2 separate regions of the Homo sapiens genome follow, and region 2 is linked to region 1. A link is a loop called in an ENCODE intact Hi-C map of the cell type or tissue named here. Cell type or tissue: dorsolateral prefrontal cortex. All regions are shown on one strand. Each heading gives the region's core, and the rest is flanking DNA. Links, peaks and the distances in the headings are about the cores only. Region 1 has its middle 44 kb from the start of HDAC4-AS1. Region 2 has its middle 14 kb from the start of MIR4786.

What was found. Hi-C counts contacts between places; a loop is a spot of excess contacts. Peaks named below come from ENCODE experiments on the same cell type or tissue, not always from the same donor. Only the 100,000 strongest peaks of a DNase experiment are listed, where the experiment ranks them.
Region 2: it touches region 1 in a loop (6-fold over the local background); 2 of 110 quality-filtered maps call a loop at or near these places.

Annotation. Positions count from the first base shown.
Region 1 is chr2:239,439,775-239,450,899 of GRCh38, reverse strand. No RefSeq gene overlaps it. Among named protein-coding and RNA genes, the nearest start is that of HDAC4-AS1, 44 kb to the right of the region's middle. In dorsolateral prefrontal cortex, for the core only: a CTCF peak has its summit at 4,940; DNase peaks (open chromatin) are centred at 4,959, 5,421, 6,099 and 6,622; H3K4me3 peaks cover 1,664 bases; H3K27ac peaks cover 6,309 bases.
Region 2 is chr2:239,923,186-239,934,310 of GRCh38, reverse strand. It overlaps a transcript of NDUFA10 not described here. Among named protein-coding and RNA genes, the nearest start is that of MIR4786, 14 kb to the left of the region's middle. RefSeq lists a silencer at 5,186-5,407. In dorsolateral prefrontal cortex, for the core only: a CTCF peak has its summit at 5,150; DNase peaks (open chromatin) are centred at 5,150, 5,660 and 6,510; H3K4me3 peaks cover 2,215 bases; H3K27ac peaks cover 2,354 bases.

The sequences.
Region 1 (11,125 bases), core at 1,437-9,436:
AAGAAAAATCAGAAAATATTTGTACTGAACAATAACAAATACTATGTATCAAAACTTGTGAGATGCATGTAATGCTGCATTTATAGGAAAACATAGCCTTTTATGTCTATCTTAGAAAAAAGGGAAAATTAATGAGCTAACAATCCATCTCAGGACATTTGGAAAAAATATATAGTTCTAAAATAAATCACCCAGCACTTTGGGAAGCCGAAGCAGATGGATCACCTGAGGTCAGGAGTTCAAGACCAGCCTGGCCAACATGGTGAAATCCTGTCTTTAATAAAACTACAAAAATAGCCAGGCACGTGGCACACACACCTGTAATCTCAGCTACTCAGGAGGCTGAGGCAGGAGAATCGCTTGAACCTGGAAGGCAGAGGTTGCAGTGAGCTGAGATTGCGCCACTGTACTCCAGCCTGGGCAACAGAGTGATACTCCATCTCAAAAAAAAAAAAAATCACGCCCTCTCCCTCTCCCTCTCCCTCTCCCTGTCCCTCTCCCTCTCCCCACGGTCTCCCTCTCCCTCTCTTTCCACGGTCTCCCTCTGATGCCAAGCCGAAGCTGGACTGTACTGCTGCCATCTCGGCTCACTGCAGCCTCCCTGCCTGATTCTCCTGCCTCAGCCTGCCGAGTGCCTGCCATTGCAGGCGCGCGCCACCACGCCTGACTGGTTTTCGTATTTTTTTGGTGGAGACGGGGTTTCGCTGTGTTGGCCGGGCTGGTCTCCAGCTCCTAACCGCGAGTGATCCGCCAGCCTCGGCCTCCCGAGGTGCCGGGATTGCAGACGGAGTCTGGTTCACTCAGTGCTCAATGGCGCCCAGGCTGGAGTGCAGTGGCGTGATCTCGGCTCGCTACAACCTCCACCTCCCAGCCGCCTGCCTTGGCCTCCCAAAGTGCGGAGACTGCAGCCTCTGCCGGTCCGCCACCCCGTCTGGGAAGTGAGGAGCGTCTCTGCCTGGCCGCCCATCGTCTGGGATGTGAGGAGCCCCTCTGCCTGGCTGCCCAGTCTGGAAAGTGAGGAGCGTCTCTGCCCGGCCGCCATCCCATCTAGGAAGTGAGGAGTGCCTCTTCCCAGCCGCCGTCCCATCTAGGAAGTGAGGAGCGTCTCTGCCCGGCCGCCCATCGTCTAAGATGTGGGGAGCGCCTCTGCCCCGCCACCCCGTCTGGGAGGTGAGGAGCGTCTCTGCCCGGCGGCGACCCCGTCTGGGAGGTGAGGAGCGTCTCTGCCCAGCCGCCCCGTCTGAGAAGTGAGGAGACCCTCCGCCTGGCAGCCACCCCGTCTGGGAAGTGAGGAGCGTCTCTGCCCGGCCAGCCGCCCCGTCCGGGAGGGAGGTGGGGGTCAGCCCCCGCCAGGCCAACCGCCCCGTCCGGGAGGTGAGGGGCGCCTCTGCCCGGCCACCCCTACTGGGAAGTGAGGAGCCCCTCTGCCCAGCCACCACCCCGTCTGGGAGGTGTACCCAACAGCTCATTGAGAACGGGCCATGATGACAATGGCGGTTTTGTGGAATAGAAAGGGGGGAAAGGATTGAGAAATCGGATGGTTGCCATGTCTGTGTAGAAAGAGGTAGACATGGGAGACTTTTCATTTTGTTCTGTCCTAAGAAAAATTCTTCTGCCTTGTGATCCTGTTGATCGGTGACCCTACCCCCAAACCTGTGCTCTCTGAAACATGTGCTGTGTCCACTCAGGGTTAAATGGATTAAGGGTGGTGCAAGATGTGCTTTGTTAAACAGATGCTTGAAGGCAGCATGCTCGTTAAGAGTCATCACCACTCCCTAATCTCAAGTACCCAGGGACACAAACACTGCGGAAGGCCGCAGGGTCCTCTGCATGGGAAAACCAGAGACCTTTGTTCACTTGTTTATCTGCTGACCCTCCCTCCACTATTGTCCTATGACCCTGCCAAATCCCCCTCTGTGAGAAACACCCAAGAATGATCAATAAAAAAAAAAAAAAAAATCACAAAAATATTAAGGAAAAATAATATTAATAGGACCACAAATTAATAAAGTAAAAAATAAACATTCACTAAAGCATATAAACACATTGGTTATTTGAAAAAAACTAATATTAGTGTCAATACCCTAGCAAGACTCATCAAGAATAAACAGAAAAGGCATACACATAATCAAAAATGAGAAAGGGGACATTGCTACAGATCCTACATATATGAGAAATGTAATAAGAGAATTTTTTTAAAATATCCAATAATTTGTGAAAATGAATCTAAAAATGTGTATAAAATAGGAAATTCCTAAAAACTTTTCAAAACTTAAGAAGAAACAGCCTATAATCATTAAATAAATGCAATCATTAGTGACATTTTTTTTCCTCAAACAAACTTCCAGGTATAGATGGCTTCACTGGAAAATTCAGATACTCAGGAAAGAAAGAATTACAAAATCTCTTCCCCTGCCCCACTGAACCAACAAAACAAAACAAAACAAAAAACAGAAAAAGAAGAAACACTTTCTAACTCATTTTATGAGGCTATTATATTCTGACTAGCACAATCCAAAAATGATATCATGAGAATGAAAACATACATGCTAATCTCATTTACCCGCAACATACATTTTTTAAAAATGACAACAAAACAATTATCAGGGGAAAGATAGCAATATATACAAACGAGAACACATCATGATCAAGTTGAATTATACCAGGAATGCAAGGTTGGTAATGAATTATCATATCAACAAATAAAAGAAAAGCAAACATTTGTTATCTCAATAAATGTGAGGGAAAGTGTTTGATAAAATTCAACATTTTTATTATTTAAAAACTAAAAATACAGCAGAATTCCCTTAACCTGATAAAGAGTATTTCAAAATTTTCACAGCAAACAGCACCCTTATTGGCAAGATATTGAAATATTTATACACTCAAGATAAAGAACAAGATAAGGACATACACTTTCACACTTGCTTTCAAATTGGATTGGAAGCCCCAGCCAGCACAGTGAGACCAGAGAAAAAACTAAGAGATATAAGAATTAGAAAGGGAAAACAAAACTGCCAATATTCATAGATAACATTTAATAAGAGTTTAGTAAAATGGGTAGGTACTAAATCAATATACAGAAATATAATAAACAGTTATAAAATTATACATTTTAAAATATCATCTACAAAAGCATCCAAAACCATAAAATGCCAATAATAAATCTAACTAAAGATGTACACAACCTCTATGGAAAAAGAAATAAAATTTATGAAGAAGCCCTGAATAAATGGAGAGAGACCATGTCCATGGATGGGAGCATTCTCTATTAGAAGCATATCAATTCTTTCTAAAACAATTTATGGATTCAACATAATCCCTATCAAAATCCCTTGTAGAAACTGATACACTGACTTTAAGCATTATATAAAATACAAAAGTCCAAGAAGAGTCAAGACATTTTTAAATAAAAATAACTTGGAGGTCTAACCTTCCTAGGTATTAAGACCTCTGTTAATACAAAAGGGATAGACAAATAGTCACATAAGACCAAATAGTGATCCCAAAACAGATAGCTGAAATGCCACCTTTATCATATGCTAAGGCAGGTAAAGGGTGGGATTTTTAAGAATTCACGCTAGACCTATTGACTATCCATTCAAGAAAAATATGAAATTACACCCTACCTCACACCATATCCAAAATATCAATTCCAGTTAGATTATAGGTAAAGTTACCATCTGTCTCAGCCTGCTCAGGACTGAGGAATCCCCAGAACTTTTAGTGTTAAAACTAGTCAAGTCCCAAGCAAAAATAGACTGGTCACCATAAACAGGACTAAACTGGAAAGACAAAAAATAAATTGTTTAGACTATATTAATATGAGAATATCTTCCCAAACTCTGGATGGAAAAAAATTCTTCAACCAGACACAAACAGATATTACCCATAGAGAAAAAGATTGATACATTTAGCTACATTAAAATTAGTTATCCAAAGTCACAAAAACATCCCTCATGACCAGTGGGGAGACACGATCTAGGAGAAGATATCTGTAACACATGCAGCCCACTGTGACTGTCTTTCAAATTATGTAAATAACTCCTGCAAATTCGAATGTTAAACAACAAACAACCAAATAGAAAACAGACCAAAAAAACTACAACAAGTACTTCAAACAAGAAGAAAATCCAAATGGCCAATAAACACATAAAATTTTCAACCTTATCCCCACAGAAAACAGAAGAGACAAACAAATCGTACTGAATTCTACACACTAGAAGACTGTATAGCAATAAAAATGAACCAGTAACAGCTGTACTTGAATAAAACTCACAAATATAATTTTGGACAAAAGAAGCAAAGTACAAAAGTATGCCAACAGTAAGATCCCATTGATTTGGAGTTCAAAATCTCTGCCATGATGAATTGGGAGATACCTGCCTTCTGAGAAGGCAAAGGGGAGGACTGTCTCCCCACAGCCAGGACAAGACACTTCGCCTTCTCCAAACTAATCACAAAATTAGTTCCAGGGCCTGAAACAGTCTCTAACCATGAATTGCAGGGGAGATCATGAGTTGACGCTCTCCTTTACTCATCCTTCCTCCTGAGTCCTCCAACTTTGCCCTGCTGGTCAGTGTACCTGGCACGCAGCAGGCACATCAGGCTTTGCTTGTTGAAGGAAAAACTGTTGGGGCCTTTTTCCATTTTGCAAACATGTTCCAGGCATCAACCCTACCAAAGAAGCTGAAAGTTTTGGCAGTTTGGGACCTGCTGAGAATGAAGCTGACAAAAGTTATAGTTGTACTTACAAACAGACTTTCTGATGATAAATTGGGCTTTTCTCTACTTAGTTATCTAATGGGGAAGCCCCACAATCTTAGCACATTCCAAAAAAAAAAAAAAAGTCTCTGTTGCCAAGAAGTTTTCAAAAGTTACTATTTTTGTAGGACCTATAAAAATTCAGCGTATTCACTCCCTCTGCTGACTCGGCAGAAGCATGTAACTCCCAGGCCCTATTTCCAGAGCCCGCTGCCATCTGGGCCTTGCACAGATGTTTTGGCAGGACTAGAACCTTCCAAACACAAGTTTTTGTTCATTGTATTAAACAAAAGCAGCCCTGTTAATTTCAGTTCCATTCAGCACCAAGTTTGAAGGGGGGGAAAGAATCAATATTTGCTAAGAGGAGAAGAACAAAATCAGTAGGGGGAAAACAATTATTTGCTGGCTTTTCAGAGAATATTACAAATAATGATGGTTCAAAACCATAAAAAAAACTGTTCAAAGAATTGCCTGACATGAGCCCTTTAATCTGTGGTTCAGTTTACTCTCTGGTTCATTCTTTCTATGAAGAATTTGAATCCATGAAAATTTTTGTAGGAATACAAACTAATTGCTATGCAAATACCAAGCTTCTCTGGTGCAGAATGCTTTCGGCTGGAAGGGATCAACAGCAGCCCAGCTCATTGCGACATGCTCGGGTTGGCAAGAGGGCAGAAGATGTTTGTCGTACACAATAGGCCAAGTGAGGTACCTGCTTGCTGGGAGGCAGGGCATGTTTCACAATCCCAAGCATTAGGCATTCCGGAAAATGAACCAATCCCAGCAGACACCTTTGAGGTTGGCCAAGAAAAATGTATCCTTCCCCTTCCACACCCCCACTAAATTTTCCTCCTTAAAACACGAAAGCCTAAGCATTGTTGGAAGATAAAATAGTGGCTAATCAGATGCAACGTTTTATAAATAGATTATCACTCAGTAGAAACTATTTTCTCCCTAAACAAAAGGATCGTTAAGCCCAAAGATGAGTCACTTTATTGACCTGGAGATTAGGACGGGATTTCACAAAGCGAGAAGTCTGACTGTTATGAAACGCCAGCATCCTTCAAAGGCATGGAAATCGAGGGCTCCCGAAACAAGAAACTAGGAGGCTTGTGATCTAGAGAGTAGAATCTAAAATGTATCTGTCTGCTACTTTAGCCAAAGGGGTCCACCTGGTATAGTACTATGGAAGATTCCGGGGTTCTGTATTTCTTTTGCTTTAAGTGATTCACCCAAGGATGAAGTGGGTAGTGATTGCCACCAGCTCCATGTGATGGATGGTCAGTGCCCATTTGACAGAATGAAGCAGCGCCCCGTGGACTGGCCTGGCTGGAACCCAGCTTCGCTGTCAAAGCGTGGCAGATCTCCAATTCCCTCACCCTCCCTTGTGTTTTATCCGCTTAGGGAGTCATCGCAGTCTGCCTCTGGGGCTTGGCTTTGTTCTGTTTCTTGACCTGGGTGGTTCATTCCACCTAATCCATGACTCTACATTTCTCTCAATGTGTTCTTTTTCATAGCTGACAAGGTCTAAACACGCAAATGGTAGGTGGAGGAGCCAGGTTAGGACCCAACCCATCTGACTCCAAAACTCACGTCCTTGACTTCCAAGGATGGAAGAAGAGCAGGTCAGGCATCCACAGAGGATGAGTGATGGGTGTGTGAACAAGTATTTCCTGCCCCTGTGAGTCATGACACTGCCATGGCCTTCCTGGAAGGGCTGACAGATCAGGCAGAAGTCGGGAAGGAGAGACACACACGTGTAGCCAGCACTCGACTGTGGGCAATGGAGTCCTTCCAGCTCTAGGAGCACAGAGGCTGTGCTTGTCAGAGTGAAAACACGAAGCCCCAGCCCCATGTCACACTCCAAGGCCTGATGAGCAGATGCCAAGGCCTTGGCAACACAGAGAGGAAGGGTGCTGCCCCCCCATCTTCAGCCAGCTCTGGGTGTCCCGACTCGAGAAGCGGCAAGGACAGCTTGTAGCCTGAAAGTCAGCGGAGTGGTGTAGCCTGAAAGTCAGCAGAGTGGTGTAGCCTGTGAGTGCAGAAGGGCTCTCAGAGCTGCCGGAGGTTGGAGCAAACAAGGACAGCTTCTGAAAGAGCTCCCTTTCGGGCACAGCCTTGAACAATTGCAAGTAAGAGGCCTCCAGACCAAGAAGGCAGCTGAACCTGACAACAAGGAGCTCTGGGCAGGTGATACTAGGCCAAAGGCTGCAATTAGGGCAAAGGGGAATGAAAAGCTGGAACAGCGGAGCCCAGAAAGTCAGGCAGAGGACATCAGGGGCAGGGTCCCAAGGCCGCCAAAAGGGTGAAATGGCAGCAGGCAAAGGGCTAAGGGGTGAGTGGGCAGGATGGAGGCAGCCGCTGGTCTGTATTATGGAAAATTCTTAGAGCTCTCTTTTAATACAAAAAATCATACTCTTTTAGTACACTTTTGTAGGGTTGTAAAAGTTGTCCTGGTTGTTTATCTGTGTATGTAGAGGAATTCATTTAGATTTGGGAATGTGATTTTGAAATGTTAATTAACAGTGCCCCAAAGACACCTTCTTCTCAGTCCTGAGGACACTTATTGACTTAGGATGATGCTCTGAAGAGACTTCTGAAGCTCCAACAGGAAAGAACTGGGGGCCATGGCTCTTGACTAGGACTGGCCAAGTTGAGCGGGAAGAGAGAAAACCTGGGCCCATGAGAGCTGGGGTCAGACACAGGCTGGTGTTCACACAGGAGATGCAGGAGGAACCGCCGATGACCAAGCCGTGGTGGAAGGTGGAAGCGACAAGAGACTGACTTCAGCTCAATACAGAGACACTTCTCCAAGGAATCAAACTGCCCAGCAATGCCAGGGTCCTGTGGAAGGCAGAGAGCTGGGGGACCACCTCCCAAGAGTGTCTCTTTGAAAAGAGATCCCTGCTTTGACCGAGAGATGAAACAAAATGGTTTCTATAGCACCTTCCACGCCATGATGCCGTGATTGCATCTGCCAGTGCCTGGAGCTGCTGTGACCCAGGAGGCAGGTGAAAGAAAAGCCACTTCCCTCTCTGTTCACATCCAGCATTCAAACCATGATGCACTCTAGGCAGTGGTGTGCTGGAGCCCGCTTGTTCCCTTGCCCAGGAGCCCCTCATGTGTGGGCTATTGAGGGGATCATGTGAGATGAGGACTGTGAAGGCTTAGTGGACTCTACCCTGGGCCCAGCTCTGGTGTCAGATGCCTTTTCAGTGCTGTCATGGAGTTCACTTGGGTTCCCAAAAGCTGACAATGCATCTTCCCATCTCTGCTTTCAGTGGCATCATATCAGTAGCTTGACATCTGCTACAATGGGAATATTTACACCAGAGACATGGGCAGATGCTACAGATGAAAGCGTCCCCCACCCCCACCCCACACAACTGGTTGATAAACATTTGCCAGCAACCTCTGGCTCCAGGGCAAGATGCCTCTGACCCAAAGCTTTGGAGCCTTGATTTGGGTATGGAGCGTCCTGTCTCGTGCTCTCTCTGTGCCCACGCTGCCTGCCGGGGCTCATGTTTAGCCTCACTCAGGCAGCTGTGCTGCCTTCTGTCTCCTGGGCCTCTCCATCTTTACTCCTTTGTTTCTGTGCACTCCATCTCATAACACAAATGTGCCGGGAACTGAGGTGAGCACTGCGTGTGCAGTAGCTCATTTAATCCCCATGCCCTGGGGGCAAGGACCCTCCTGGCACTCTCCCTGTGCACAGAGGGGAGCCTGAGGCTCAGAGATACACAGTGACTTGCCAGAGAAGCGCCAAAACTCAGATAATCCAAAATAATGGTCAACGGAAAGTTGGCCTTTTGGGGCAGGAATGGGTGGAGTACACGGATGACATCCATTTGCCCGGTCCTTAAATCGAACTGTGCTCCCTCTGGGCATCAGGGAAGAGGGAGCCTGCAGTCACAACTTGCTGAAGAAAATTGCAAAAAGAATAATGTTTACACAGCTATTCATTAAAATAACCACAGACGTGCACAAAAGCTAGCAGAACCCATTTTCACACTCACGCCCAGGAACAAGAAGGAAATTCTCTTTAGATGCTTTTCCCTGTCACCATGAGGTGCCTCTTTGTATCTGGGGTGAAATTTGACTTGCAGAAATGAGGGTTCTTGGGCATTTCCAAAAACCCTCTGGGTGTCTGTTTCTTCCTGTGTAAAATAGGATCATGCCGGCCACAACAAATCCCTCCCCCAGCACCCAGGGGACTGAGAGAAAAGATGCATGTGGAGATGCTCTGCAAATTACACTCTGCCCTCCCAGAGTGTAATCCTGGGGAACTGGCTGAGGCTATGATGAGGCTCCATGTCATGGCAGTTTATAGTTTAGAAAATTTAGCAGTGGAGCCTTCCAGATGTTCTGAACCAAAATGCAACGATCCAAGGTCTCCTTTGGATTTCAACTTACTATGGATATGTGTTCACAGCCCCAGATGACATGTGTCCAGTTTTCCAGTAAAGGCCCGCTCTTACGAGGGCCGTGCTGCAAATGTATGAAACAAAAGAGCCATCTCTTCCTGCGAGCAGGAGTCAGCATCAGACATCTCAGCTTCTCAGTGCCGCTACGAATGCACTCGCGTTTAGAAAAATGAAAGGGAAGGGCTGTCACTGAAGCCTGAGAACATTCAATGACCCACTGGAGGACGTAGAAATCTCTCCAGGTTTTACGCTTCTCCGTCATGTTTCCACCTCGGTCTCTCCCAAGGAAGAGCAGTAAACACCGGCCTCCCTCCCTCCCTGCTGCCCTAGAACCGTGGCACGAACCCGTATCAAGGAGACCACATCCCCATTGCGGTTAACAGAGCCTTGGGGGGCAGGGAGGTGGGGGGGCTGACCCCTGAGGGTGTTTTCACAGCTGCAAAAGGACTTTTCCACTTGAGCCTTTAAAAATAGGTTGTCATGCCCCTCCCTGGGGAGGAGTAATCCAAGTAAAGCCCACTTCTGATTCCAACTAAAAGAAGTTTATAGACATTTTCTGTTTATTTGTGCCTCACACACCAATCAAAGCGAGCCCAAGTCACTGCCTGGCTCACGAGTATCTGATTTGGGTCCTATTATGTTGTCTGTTGGGGGGCACAGCTCAGAGTCCGAACTGACGGGTTTCCAACAGCCCGTGCCAGTGGGGGAAGGAGAGGCCCCCTGCCCGCGTGGCATTCAACAGCCCAGACCCAGGGGGCCTGCCATCTCCGTTTTGCCAGCAGAAGAATCACAACTGCCAAGATTCAGCTTCAGAGTGAGTGCAGCTGGGCACAGCCGAGGAGGGACCAGGAGACCGGCTTTGTTCTTCAGGCCGGCCTGCCAGATCAAAGCTGCACTCCCCGACCCGGGCATCCCGTCCCGAGGCCAAGACCCATCTCATTGTTGATCCACATGTGTCTCGCCCTCCCTCCCTGCAGCACGATGGGCGGCTGTTTAAAAACAACTCTGACAACACTGAGCAAAACAATCCTGCTGCTTGTTTCAGACAAAAGAGAGAGCCGGTGCGGCTCAGCTCCCAGGCGAGCCCGAGCTGGAAGCTGAAGGGGGCAGAACGGCTGCGATTCTGTGAATTGATTCTCACCTGCTCTTCTCTTTGCCCTTTTACAAAAGCTGGGCCAGGGTGGGCAAGGCGATGACAGATTTGGGGATTAGAGATGCTTCTGAAATGCAGTGCAGTAATTTTCCAGAACAACAGCTGCACCTGGGGCTGGGCAAGGTCCCTGGGAAGATGTTTTCCTGGCTTTCTGTTCACCTGCTGAGGAATTCTGACCACCAGCTCCTTGGGAGGAAGCCTAGGGATCATGCAGGAAGAAGCCAGGGATCTGGCCCCAGCGAGGGCAGCTGGTGCATCACCACTGATTAGATGGCACTGGGGGAACCCTGATTTCTCCCCACCCTGAGCTGGGAGCTGGGAACTGGGGTTCAGGCAGGATGGGCTCTTGCCTGCCTCGAACAGCCAAGGGCCATGGAGAACTCAGGCACTTGGCCAGGGGGTCTGGCCGGGGCTTTAGCCTTGGGGTGGAGGGAGGGGCCGTGGTGGAGTTTTAGGGGCGAGAGCTCTCTGAGCACCCCTGAGTCCTGCTCTGGGACTATACAAAGAGGAAACAGGGCCCAGATCTGTGGCTTGGGAGGTCCCCAGACTTCCCTGAGCCTCTCCCCTACATCCCTGACTGCACAGAGGGGTGCACCTACCTCAGGGTACCCTCCTCGGCAAGGGTGGCAGTGAAATCCTTGAGGCCCGCCATGCCCCAGTGCCACAGGCTCCAGCTGCCTCCTGCATCTACAGCCCCACGTCATCCTCGAGGCCTCTTCTGCCACCTCCTTCCTCCCTTTCACCCCGGCGTCCCTTCTCTCCTCCTGACAGGCTCTCTCAGGGA
Region 2 (11,125 bases), core at 1,776-9,775, 480 kb before region 1:
CTCCCTCCCAACATGGCAGTGACTCTGCTGATAAGTGGCTGGTGTCATCACATGTGGGAGGCAGAGTTCATGGGACAGTGTGGAGACTAGGATCCAGGGCAGGAGATGGTGCCTATTAGTTTACTTAAATCTGGCCAGGCATGGTGGCTCACACCTGTAATCCCAGCATTTTGGGAGGCCAAGGCAGGAGAATTGCTTGAGGCCAGCAGGAGGATCGCCTGGGGCCAAGAGCTCAAGACCAGCCTGGGCAACATGGAGAAACCCCACCTCTACAAAAATTAATAAATTATCCGGGCCTGGCAGTGTGCACCTGTAGTCCCAGCTACTCTAGAGGCAAAGGCAGGAGGATTGCTTGAGCCCAGATGTTCAAGGCTGCAATGAGCTGTGATCGTGTCACTCCACTCCAGCCTGGGTGACAGAGTGAGACGCCCTCTCTAAAAAAATTCAAAATACAAAACTGGATCATTCAAATCTATGATCCAATCCGCTTATGGAATGGTGTTACCTTGATTAATCTCTCTTCCCTGTAATTTTGGGACGTGCCCCTGTTTCACTGACTTCGTTCCGTACAGGGCCCTACATATCATTCCTTAGATCCTTGGAGCACCTGATGCCTGTCAAAGCATTTTCACACACAGGGTTTTACACGACACTCCCCGTAGCCCTGGGAGGAGGCTGCAGGGACTTCCTGCAAGTGTAGCTGTGCATTAAGTTGGAGGCTCTGAGAGATCCCGCCACTGCACTCCAGCCTGGGTGACAGAGCGAGATTCCGTCAAAACAAAACAAAACAAAAAAACAAAAAAAAAACCATGGAGGCTCCGTGGCTTGGCTGTCCCAGCCTACAGCAGTGGTGGCAGGACTGGCAGGACCAGCTGGCTCCAGGTCGCTCCCCAGGCCCGGCTGCAGCCTTTGTCCTCAGGTATAGACACATCATTATTGTGGCCTGGGATGTCCCCAGGAGACAGCGAGACAGGGAACTCCTGAAGGGTAGAGATGGAGGCCTGAGCTTGGAGCATCTCTGAGCAGTGTAAGAGGGACCCGAGGCAGATGGGATGGAGGGATATGGCCTGGGTGGGCAGAGTTCCTCTGTTCCTCAACTGCTGTTAGCCTTGAGAAGGGCAAGGGCTCCCAGCATCCAAACTGCTTGCCTCCTGGGGGTCCCTCCCTAGCCTCCTATCCCTCACTCCGATGTGACCTGCTACTGCCTGGGACCTGCCCCTGTGCTGGGAGGTGCTGAGATGCCCCCATCCCAGGCCCTGCCACGGGAGACAGACCACAACCTACACGGGCTGCCGTCACTTGTCATAGCCTGCCTTCCCCACTGAGGGCTGCTTCTAGCGTGTACGGTGGAGTCTCGCTCATAGTGTAGGCTCTTAAAAATGGTTTGTAAATAAATGGATTAATAAAGCCCATTAAATACTTTGATCAGAGGCCAGGCGCGGTGGCTCACACCTGTAATCACAGCACTTTGGGAGGCCGAGGCGGGTGGATCACGAGGTCAGGAGATTGAGACCATCCTGGCTAACACGGTGAAACCCCGTCTCTACTAAAAATACAAAAAAAATTAGCCGGGTATGGTGGCGGATGCCTGTAGTCCCAGCTACTCGGGAGGCTGAGGCAGGAGAATGGCGTGAACCCGGGAGGTGGAGCTTACAGTGAGCCGAGATCCCACCACTGCACTCCAGCCTGGGCGACAGAGCGAGACTCCGTCTCAAAAAAAAAAAAAATTCTTTGACCAGAGAGTTTCACTTTTGGAAACTTATCCCAGAGGAAGACCTAATTTACAAAAGGGCTCACAGCTTCATTTTCTAAAATAGCAAGAAACGTGTAAGCAATCTACACGCCTGCGGGCTTGCGGGGGTGCCGTGTCATGGAAAAGCGCAGAAATGTTTTACTGCTGTCGCATGGTAACCGTGTAGGCTTTGCAGGTGCTTGGAAAGTAGTTTTTTAAATGGTTAGAAGAAAAGCAGAATGCAGAGAAACACAGGTACAACAGTTTCGGCCAAGCACAAGTGTCAAAATAAGGGTTTCAGCCAAGCAATGAATTAATAGATTCTTGGTGCTAAGAGGCAAAAGGGTATTTGGGTTTTTGTTTCCCATTTTTTCGCAAAATATAAAGATGTCTATTCAATAAACATGAAAAAGGAACCATGTGTGATTAAAGGAGCAGAGGTGCAGGCCGGGCGCGGTGGCTCACGCCTGTAATCCCAGCACTTTGGGAGGCCGAAGAGGGTGGATCACGAGGTCAGGAGATTGAGACCATCCTGGCTAATATGGTGAAACCCCGTCTCTACTAAAAATACAAAAAATAGCTGGGCGTGGTGATGGGCGCCTGTGGTCCCAGCTACTTGGGAGGCTGAGGCAGGAGAATGGCGTGAACCCGGGAGGCGGAGCTTGCAGTGAGCCGAGATCGCACCACTGCACTCCAGCCTGGGCCACAGAGCGAGACTCCGTCTCAAAAAAAAAAAAAAAAAAAAAAGCAGAGGTGCAGATGAAGGGCGGCTCTTCAGAGCCCAGTACTGTGAGTGTGATTTGTCCAGAGGGATGGAGGCTCTTGGGGAGCCCCAGGGCAGCTGTCTTCTCACAGGACGTTACAGCTTGGGGGCCGCTATGGCCTGTGGGCCAGCCTTCTCATCTTGCTGAGCTTGTATTCATTCACTGAGTAAACACTGACTGGGCACCTGCTGTGTGCCAAGCACTGGTTTGGGCGCTTGGAGATCTGGAGGGCACAGTGCAGGTGGAGACCCTGCTTGGGGGAAAGACGCTGTGGCGAGGAGACCCCGCTTGGTGGAAAGACGCTGTGGCGAGGCGAGTGGTGTCCCCAGAACGTGTCCACCTGGGACTTGTGAATGTGACCTCATTTGGAAAAGGGATCTTTGCAGATATGTTAGTTAAGGATACTGAGATGAGCTCATCCTGGCTTTCGGGCACATCCTCATCCAATGACAAGTGTCATCGAAGGAGAGGGAGGGGGCTGTGTGAGGACGGGCAGGGGCTGGAGCGAGGTGCCTGCATGCCAGGGGTGCTGGGCACCTCCAGAGAGGCCCGGAACAGCTTCTTTCCTGCAGCCCTGCAGACACCTTGATTTCTGCAGAAGTGAGAGAGACTACATCATGTGGATTAAGCCGGTCTGCCCCAAAGAGCTCATGCCTGTGGCCAGGGTGAAAGTTGCTGTTCAGATGCTCACAGGGAAAAGCCAATGGGACCAGAAGCACTCAATTTAGCAAATCAAGTCACTGCTCTGCTCAAAACCCTCCGAGGCTCCCACGGCCCTAAAAAGCTAAACGCCATTCTCCACAGGGCCCTACTGCCCCCTGACCTCCCTCCCTGCCACACCCCTCCTGGACCCTGCCCCCCCTCCTGGGCATGCTGTACCCGTCCACCAGGACCCTGCGGCCTCCTGACCTCCCTCCCTGCCACACCCCTCCTGGACCCTGCCCCCCCTCCTGGGCATGCTGTACCCGTCCACCAGGACCCTGCGGCCTCCTGACCTCCCTCCCTGCCACACCCCTCCTGGACCCTGCCCCTCCTCCTGAGCTCGCTGTACCCATCCACCGGGGCCTCCATGCCTGCTGTTCCCCTGCCAGGAACTCTTCTGCACGCCCTCTGGTCCGGCTCCCGGTGCATCCTTGCCTTCCACCTCCCTGTTTCCCACAACCCCGCCCTGTGTACCTTTCCTTCCTGGTGCTCACCACTGATTGGCCGGGTGCCACCTGTGAGTCTGTAGAGCTCTTTGGGGGCGGCAGGCAGGGTCAGCAGAGGCTGCGGACAGCGGGGTGCAGAGGGACTGGAGCCACTGCCTGCAGACAGGCAGGACCGTCTTTCTGCTTGGTGTGACCTGGTCATTTCTCTCGGCGAAGTGGCGATCAGGACGGGATCCATGGGGACGGGGTCAGGAAAGGTCTCTGAGGAGGGCATCCTGGGAGATGATCTGCATGCACGGCTGAAGGAGGAAATTTGCAGGGGATGTGAAGGTCATGGCAAAGGTCAGAGCAGGGGCAATGGAGGAGCAGGGGTGGCAGAGGAGCAGGGGTGGTGGAGAAGCAGGGCTGGCGGAGGACTAGGGGCGGTGGAGAAGCAGGGCTGGCTGAGGAGCAGGGGCAGTGGAGAAGCAGGGCTGGTGGAGGAGCAGGGGCGGTGGAGAAGCAGGGGCAGCGGAGGAGCAGGGGCAGTGGAGGAGCAGGACTGGTGGAGGAGCAGGGGCAGTTGAGAAGCAGGACTGGCTGAGGAGCAGGGGCGGTGGAGAAGCAGGGGCAGCGGAGGAGCAGGGGCAGTGGAGGAGCAGGACTGGTGGAGGAGCAGGGGCAGTTGAGAAGCAGGACTGGCTGAGGAGCAGGGGCGGTGGAGAAGCAGGGGCAGCGGAGGAGCAGGGGCAGTGGAGGAGCAGGGGCAGTGGAGGAGCAGGACTGGTGGAGGAGCAGGGGCAGTGGAGGAGCAGGGCTGGCTGAGGAGCAGGGGCAGTGGGAGAGCAGGGCCGGCGGAGGAGCAAGAGCAGTGGAGGAGCAGGGGCAGTGGAGGAGCAGGGCTGGTGGAGAAGCAGGGGCAGTGGAGGAGCAAGAGCAGTGGAGAAGCAGGGCTGGTGGAGAAGCAGGGCCGGCGGAGGAGCAAGAGCAGTGGAGGAGCAGGGGCAGTGGAGGAGCAGGGGTGGTGGAGAAGCAGGGGCGGTGGAGGAGCAAGAGCAGTGGAGGAGCAGGGCTGGTGGAGAAGCAGGGCCGGCGGAGGAGCAGGGCAGCTTGCTGGAGCAGCAAGGGCTGCCGCACTTCCCGGGCTTGTGAGGTGCACTAGCCTCCCACAAGAAGGAAAATCACCACTGATTAAATAACGTTGAGAGGTGAGGAAACACTGCCATGGCTTATTTTGCATTCCTTGCAAGAGCTCTTTTTGACTCATTTTTTCCTTTTTATGGAGGCTCAGGAGTGAGACCTGAGACCACAAGAGAAATGGCCTCGTGAGACCCTGGCCCCTCCTTCCCATTCTCAACCACCTTCGACAACTCAGTCATCGGTGTCTGCGTCTCTGCCCGGTACCGTCCTCCGTAACCCATGGGTGGCTGATGCAGCCATTGTCCCTGTCTCCAGGGCAGCAGCCAGGCCACCGGTTGGTGCCAAGCACGCACATCACTGCAGTGTCAGGGCAGCGTCTCGCCTGGGTGGCTGCATCCCGGCTTTGGAGACGCCGGGTGGCGATCTTGTTACGATCTCGTTAGCCAGATGCAGCGTTCTCTTCATTTTTAAAGAGCAGTGGGAAGGCACGGGAGGGGGTTCAAGCCTGCTTTGGTTCTTGTCTTCAGCTCACCGGGCGCCAGTGGGGAGCACTGGACAGAGACAGGAGTAGGTGCAGGAGGAAGAGTCGGGGGCTCCTGACCTCGGGAGTGGGATCCGGGTGGCCGCGGGGCGATGGGAGACAAAGCGTTTCGGAGTCAAGGCTGGGAGGATTCGCGGAGGATCCGCTGATGGGAGGAGTGGGGTGAAGGAGCAACCACACAGGCTCCGAGGTTGGGCCTGGGCTGCTTGGAACACGGATACCACCTGTTTGGAAGGGACGCTGCAGGGAACGCGGAAGGGTCTGACATCCTTGCACAGAGGGACCTGGAGCGGGATGTCCGGTGGTTGGCTGGGTGCCTCTGGAGCAGGTGAGGCAGGGCTTGGAGACAGCTTGGGAATCACAGGTGAGAGTGTCCCCCAGGGCCCTGGATGAGGTCACCTGTGGGGAGAGCATAGTTGGAAACGAGATGTCGCTGTCACAGCTCCAGGGTGGGAGACAGGAACTGCATTAAACCCAGCAGCGGCTCGCGGTGGGCCAGGGCCGAGGAGTCTGGCGTGGATTCGGGGGATTTCCTGCCATGAGGAACTGACTTCACAGAATAATAATCACAATAGAAGTAATTTTCAGATCGCAAGTGGTTTTCCTTTTTCCTCTTTGTGTTCTCTTTCCAGCTCTGTATTTCATCTTGTCTTTTGCCTTCTTTTCTTTAGTCATGATTCATGGAATTCATGTGCTCCTTTATTTCTTGGAAAACATGAAAGCAGTTGAGGTATACATTTTCTTCTGTTATGGAACAATTATGCCTTCAAAGTGGCATTGGTACCTGCCTTTTTTTTTCTGTTACATTTGTTTTCTTCTTTTGTTATTTTTTTTTTAAAGTCCTGGAATCTTTGTACAGACCTTCTGCTCCTTACTCGCGTTTGTGGTGGGGGCTGTGCTGGGGTCTGCTGTTTTCCCATGTGGGATGGGAGGGCCCTTCTTGACTTCAGTCGCTCTTTACCTGGGTACTGGTGTTTTGTGTCTTTGCTTTTAACTTTTAATTTGATGACTACACATGCACAAGAAATTGCAAACGCAGCATGCAGAAGTCCCCTGTGTCCTTGCCCAGCACCCCCACAGCCACCGTATTGGGGTACCAGGGACCTGACAGTGATGGGCCCACCAGCCTTGCCGAGTTTTTGCCAGCTTTCCTCACACTCATTTGTTGTTCCATGTGGTTTTATAGAATTTTGCCACCTGTGGCGGCTGCCACGCTGATGTCATCGTGTGAATCTCCCTCAGGCTGTCCCCAGTCGCCACCCAGGCTCCTCCCCTTGCCCCACCCCTAACCCTGGCAACCAGGAAGCTGTTCTGCAGCTCTGTGATTTTGTCATTTTGAGAATTTTGTATAAATGGAATTGTGCGGCATGTGACCTTTAGAGATTAACTTTTAAAATTCAGCCTAATGCCCTTGAGCCCCCTCCAGGCTGTGAGAGTGGCAATACAGTCATGCTTTGTGTAATGACGGGGATACATCCTGAGGACTGCACCGTTAGGTCGGTGAGTCAGCCAGTGGGTGGGGAGTGAACGTGAGGGCCTGGGACATGACTGTGCACTGCTGCAGACTTTATAGACATTGCACACTTAGGCTAAACTCAATTTATCGTTAAAAGTTTTCTTTCTTCAGTAAGCTAACCTTAGCTTACTCTAAGTCTTTTACTTCATACACTTTTTGATATTTTTTAACTTTCTGACTCTTTTATAATAACATTTACCTTAAAATACATGTTACAGCTCTATATTCTTTCTTCATATCCTTATTCTATAAGCTTTATTCTATTACTTTTTTAACTTTTAAAACTTTAAAAAAATACTAAGGCACAAATGCACACATTAGCCTAGGTCTACATACGGTCAGGATCATCCATGTCTGATAGGGTATAACTGTGTCCCCACCCAAGTCTCATCTTGAATTGTAGCTCCCATAATCCCCATGTGTTGTGGGAGGGACCTGGTGGGAGGCCGTTGAATCGTGGGGGTGGATCTTTCCCATGCTGTTCTTGTCACAGTGAATCAGTCTCATGGGATCTGGTGGTTTTATAAAGAGAAGCTCCCCTGCACACACTTTCTTGCCTGCCACCATGTAAGACGTGTCTTGCTTCCCCTTCGCTCTCCACCATGATTGTGAGGCCTCCCCAGCCATGTGGAACTGTGAGTCCATTAAACCTCTTTCCTTTATGAATTACCCGGTCTCGGGTACGTCTTTATTAGCAGCATGAGGACAGACTAATATGACGTCACTGTCTTCCACCTCCACCTCCTGTCCCACTGGAAGGTCTTCAGGAGCAGTAGCACACATGGAATTGTTCTCCCCTGTGGTAATGATGCCTTCTTCTGAATACCTCCTGAAGGACTTATCTGAGGCTGTTTTACAGGTATCTATTTTTTTTTATAAGTAGGAGGAGTACACTCCAAAATTATGATAAAAAGTATAGTGTACTAAAAATATAATCCAGAAATATCGTCAGTTATTTTCATCAGTATTATGTACTGTACATAATTGCATGTGCTAGACTTGTATATGACTGGCACACAGTAGGTTTGCTTACACCAGCCTCATCACAGACAAGCTATGACATATGCTGGCTACAGTGTCACTAGGGGATAGGATTTCTTCAGCTTCATTATAGTCTCATGGGACCACTGTAGCATATTTGGTCTGTTGTTGACTGAAGCATTGTATGCTAGTTTTTTCTGTTTATTGCTGAGCTCACATTACCAGTGTACCACAGTTTGTTTAACCATTCACCCATTGAAGGAAATTGACATCGTTTCCAGATTTTGACAATTATGAATAAAGCCGCTATGAACATTGATATACAAGTTTTTGTGTAGACAGAAAGTTTCATTCCTCTGGTGTAAATGCCCAGAAGTGTAATTGCTGGATCGTAGGGTAAGTGTATGTTTAATTTTTTATCAGAGACTCCAAAATGTTTCCCAGAGTGGGGTACCACCTTACATTCCCACCAATGATGTGTGAAGGACAATCTCTCAGCATCCTCGTCAGGCTTTGGTGTGGTCTCTATTTTTAATTTTAGTTGCTCTGAAAGATGTATAGTGATATTTCATTGTGGTCTTCATTTCTCTAGTGACTGGTGATGTTAACATGTTTTCATGTGCTAATCTGTATATCCTCTTTGTGAAATATCTGTTCATGTCTTTTGCACATTTTCTAACTGGACTGAGCTGATCATTGTTGAGATTTGAGACCTTCTTTATGTATTTCAGATTTTGTCCTCTGCCAGGTGATCTCCCACCTTGTAGCTTGTCTTTTCATTCTGTCACTAGGGCTTTTCACAGAGCAAAAACTTAAATTTGCGTGAGGTCCAATTTTATGTATATTTTTTAATTGATAATACTTTACGAGTCAAGTCTTAAGAATTCTTCACCTAACCCTAGATCTCAAAGATGACCTTCTCTGTTGTTTTCTGCAAGTTTAGTAGTTTTACACTTTACATTTAAGTCTGTGGTCCATTGTGAGTTAATTTTTGTACATAAAGGGAGACTTAGGTCGCAGTTCATTTCTTTTGCCAATGGATGTTCACTCACTTCAGCACCATTTATTTGTAGAAAGACTATCCCTTCCCCATTGAATTGCTTTTGCACCTTTGTCAAACATCAATTGGAAGTACTTGTATGGATCTGTTTCTAGGTTCTTTATTCTGTTCTCTTTTCTCTCTGTTTCTCTATAGTCTTGATTACCGTAATGATGGAGTAAAAATTAAAATCAGGTAGAGTGATTCCTCCCACATTTTTCTTCTTTTTCAAAATTTGTTTAAGCTAGTCTAGTTTATTTTCCTTTCCATATAAAATATAAGATATGCTTATTCACATCTGCACAGATTTCTGCTAGGATTTTAATAAGAACTACACTAAGACTATAGATGAATTTAGGGAGAATTGAGTTTTCCAATTCATGAATGTGGTATTTCTCTCCATCTATTTAGATCTTATTTTACTTATCTCATTAACATTTTGTAGTTTTCAACATACAGATCCTGCACATGGCATGTTTATTTATACATAGGTAATTTTTTGAGTTATTGTAAATACACTGCATTGTATTTTTAATTTCAGTTTCTATGGGCTCATTGCTATTATACAGAAATACAATAATTTTTACGTGTGTTGTTCTTGTATCCTGCAGCCTTGATGAACACGCATTAGTTCTAAGAATTTTAAAATAATTGAGGGGAGATAATTTCTATGTATACCATCATGTCATCTGCAAATAAGAAGAGTTTTTCTTTATTTTTTTCCAATCTCTATGCCATTTGTTTTCCTTTCTTGACTTACTACTCTAGTTAGGATTTTTGGTCCTACATTGAATAGGAGTGGTAATAGTAGACATCTCCAACTTCTTAATGATATTCAGGATCCGAGTCTTTTATCATTAAGTGTTATGTTAGCTGTGATTTCTTTTTTTTGGTAAATGTTCTTTATCGAGTTGAGGAAGTTCCTCTCTCTACCTGTTTGCCGAGAGGTTTTTTTTTAACATCATAAATCAGTGGGTTGACTTTTGTCAAGTACATTTTCTGCATCATCAATTGATATGATAATGTGAGTTTTTCTTCTTTACCTGTTTACCTGTTGATGGTGTATTATATTATTTTCAATGAACCCTACTTTGCATTCCTGCAATAAAACCCACTTGATTGTGGGGTATGATTCTTTTTTTAATGTGATGTTTGATTGAATTTGCTAGTGTTTTGCTGGGGATGTTTGTATCTAAGTTCATGAAGGATATTGATATTTTTCATTTTTGTGCTTCCTTTTTCAGGTTTTTATTAAGGTAATACCAGTCGCATAAAATGAAAAAGGATATGCTTTTTTCTCTTTTATTTTCTGGAAGAGACTGTGTATAATTGGCACTAATTACTCTTTGAATGTTTGGTAGAATTCTCCACTGATACCACCTGGGCATGGAGACTTTTAAAGAAGCTTTTAAATTAAAGATTAAATGCATTTTATATTGGATGAGCTGTAGTTTTCAAGTAATTGATCCATGTCATCTAAGTTGTGAAATTTATGTGTGCAGTAATGTTTGTAATATTTGCTCCTTTTAATGGCTGCAGGGTCTGTAGTAATATCACCTGTTTCATTTCCAGCATTGGTAATTTGTGTCTTCTCTCTTTTTCCTTTGTCTGTCTTGCTAGAGGTTTATTAATTTTATTGATATTTTCATGGAAACAAGTTTTTATTTTCTTGATTTCCCTTATTTTTCTGTTTTCAATTTCATTGATTTCTGCTTTTTAATTTTCTTTTTCTTTTTTTTCTTGCTCTGTGTTTATTGTGCCCTTTTTCCTAGCTTATTTGTGTAGGAATTCAGATTATCTTGGCACTTAAATTATTGATTTGGGACTCTTCCTCTTTTCTAATGTAAGCATTTAATACGCACCCCACAAATTTTGATGTGTGTGTTTTTATTTCTATTTTTTCTGTATTATTTACTTTTCTTCTAGGATATTTCTTGAACCCATGTATTATTTATAAATCTGTTGTTTAATTTTCAAGTGCTTTGAGATACTCCTGTTATCTTTTTGTTATTGATTTCTTCTTTGGTTTCCTTATGGTCAGAGAACATATTTTGTATGGTTTCAGTTTTTTTTATGAACCAGGATATGGTCTATTTGGGGAATTTTTCATAGGTATAGAATGTATATTATGCAGTTTGAAGTGCAGCAGTCTAGAATATTAGATACTTTTGTTTGATAGTGCTCAGTTTTTATGCATCTTTGCTGATTTTGTGTCTAGCAGTTGTATTGCTGAGAGAAGGGTATTGAAGTCTACAAGTTTATTTGTGGATTTGTCTATTTCTACT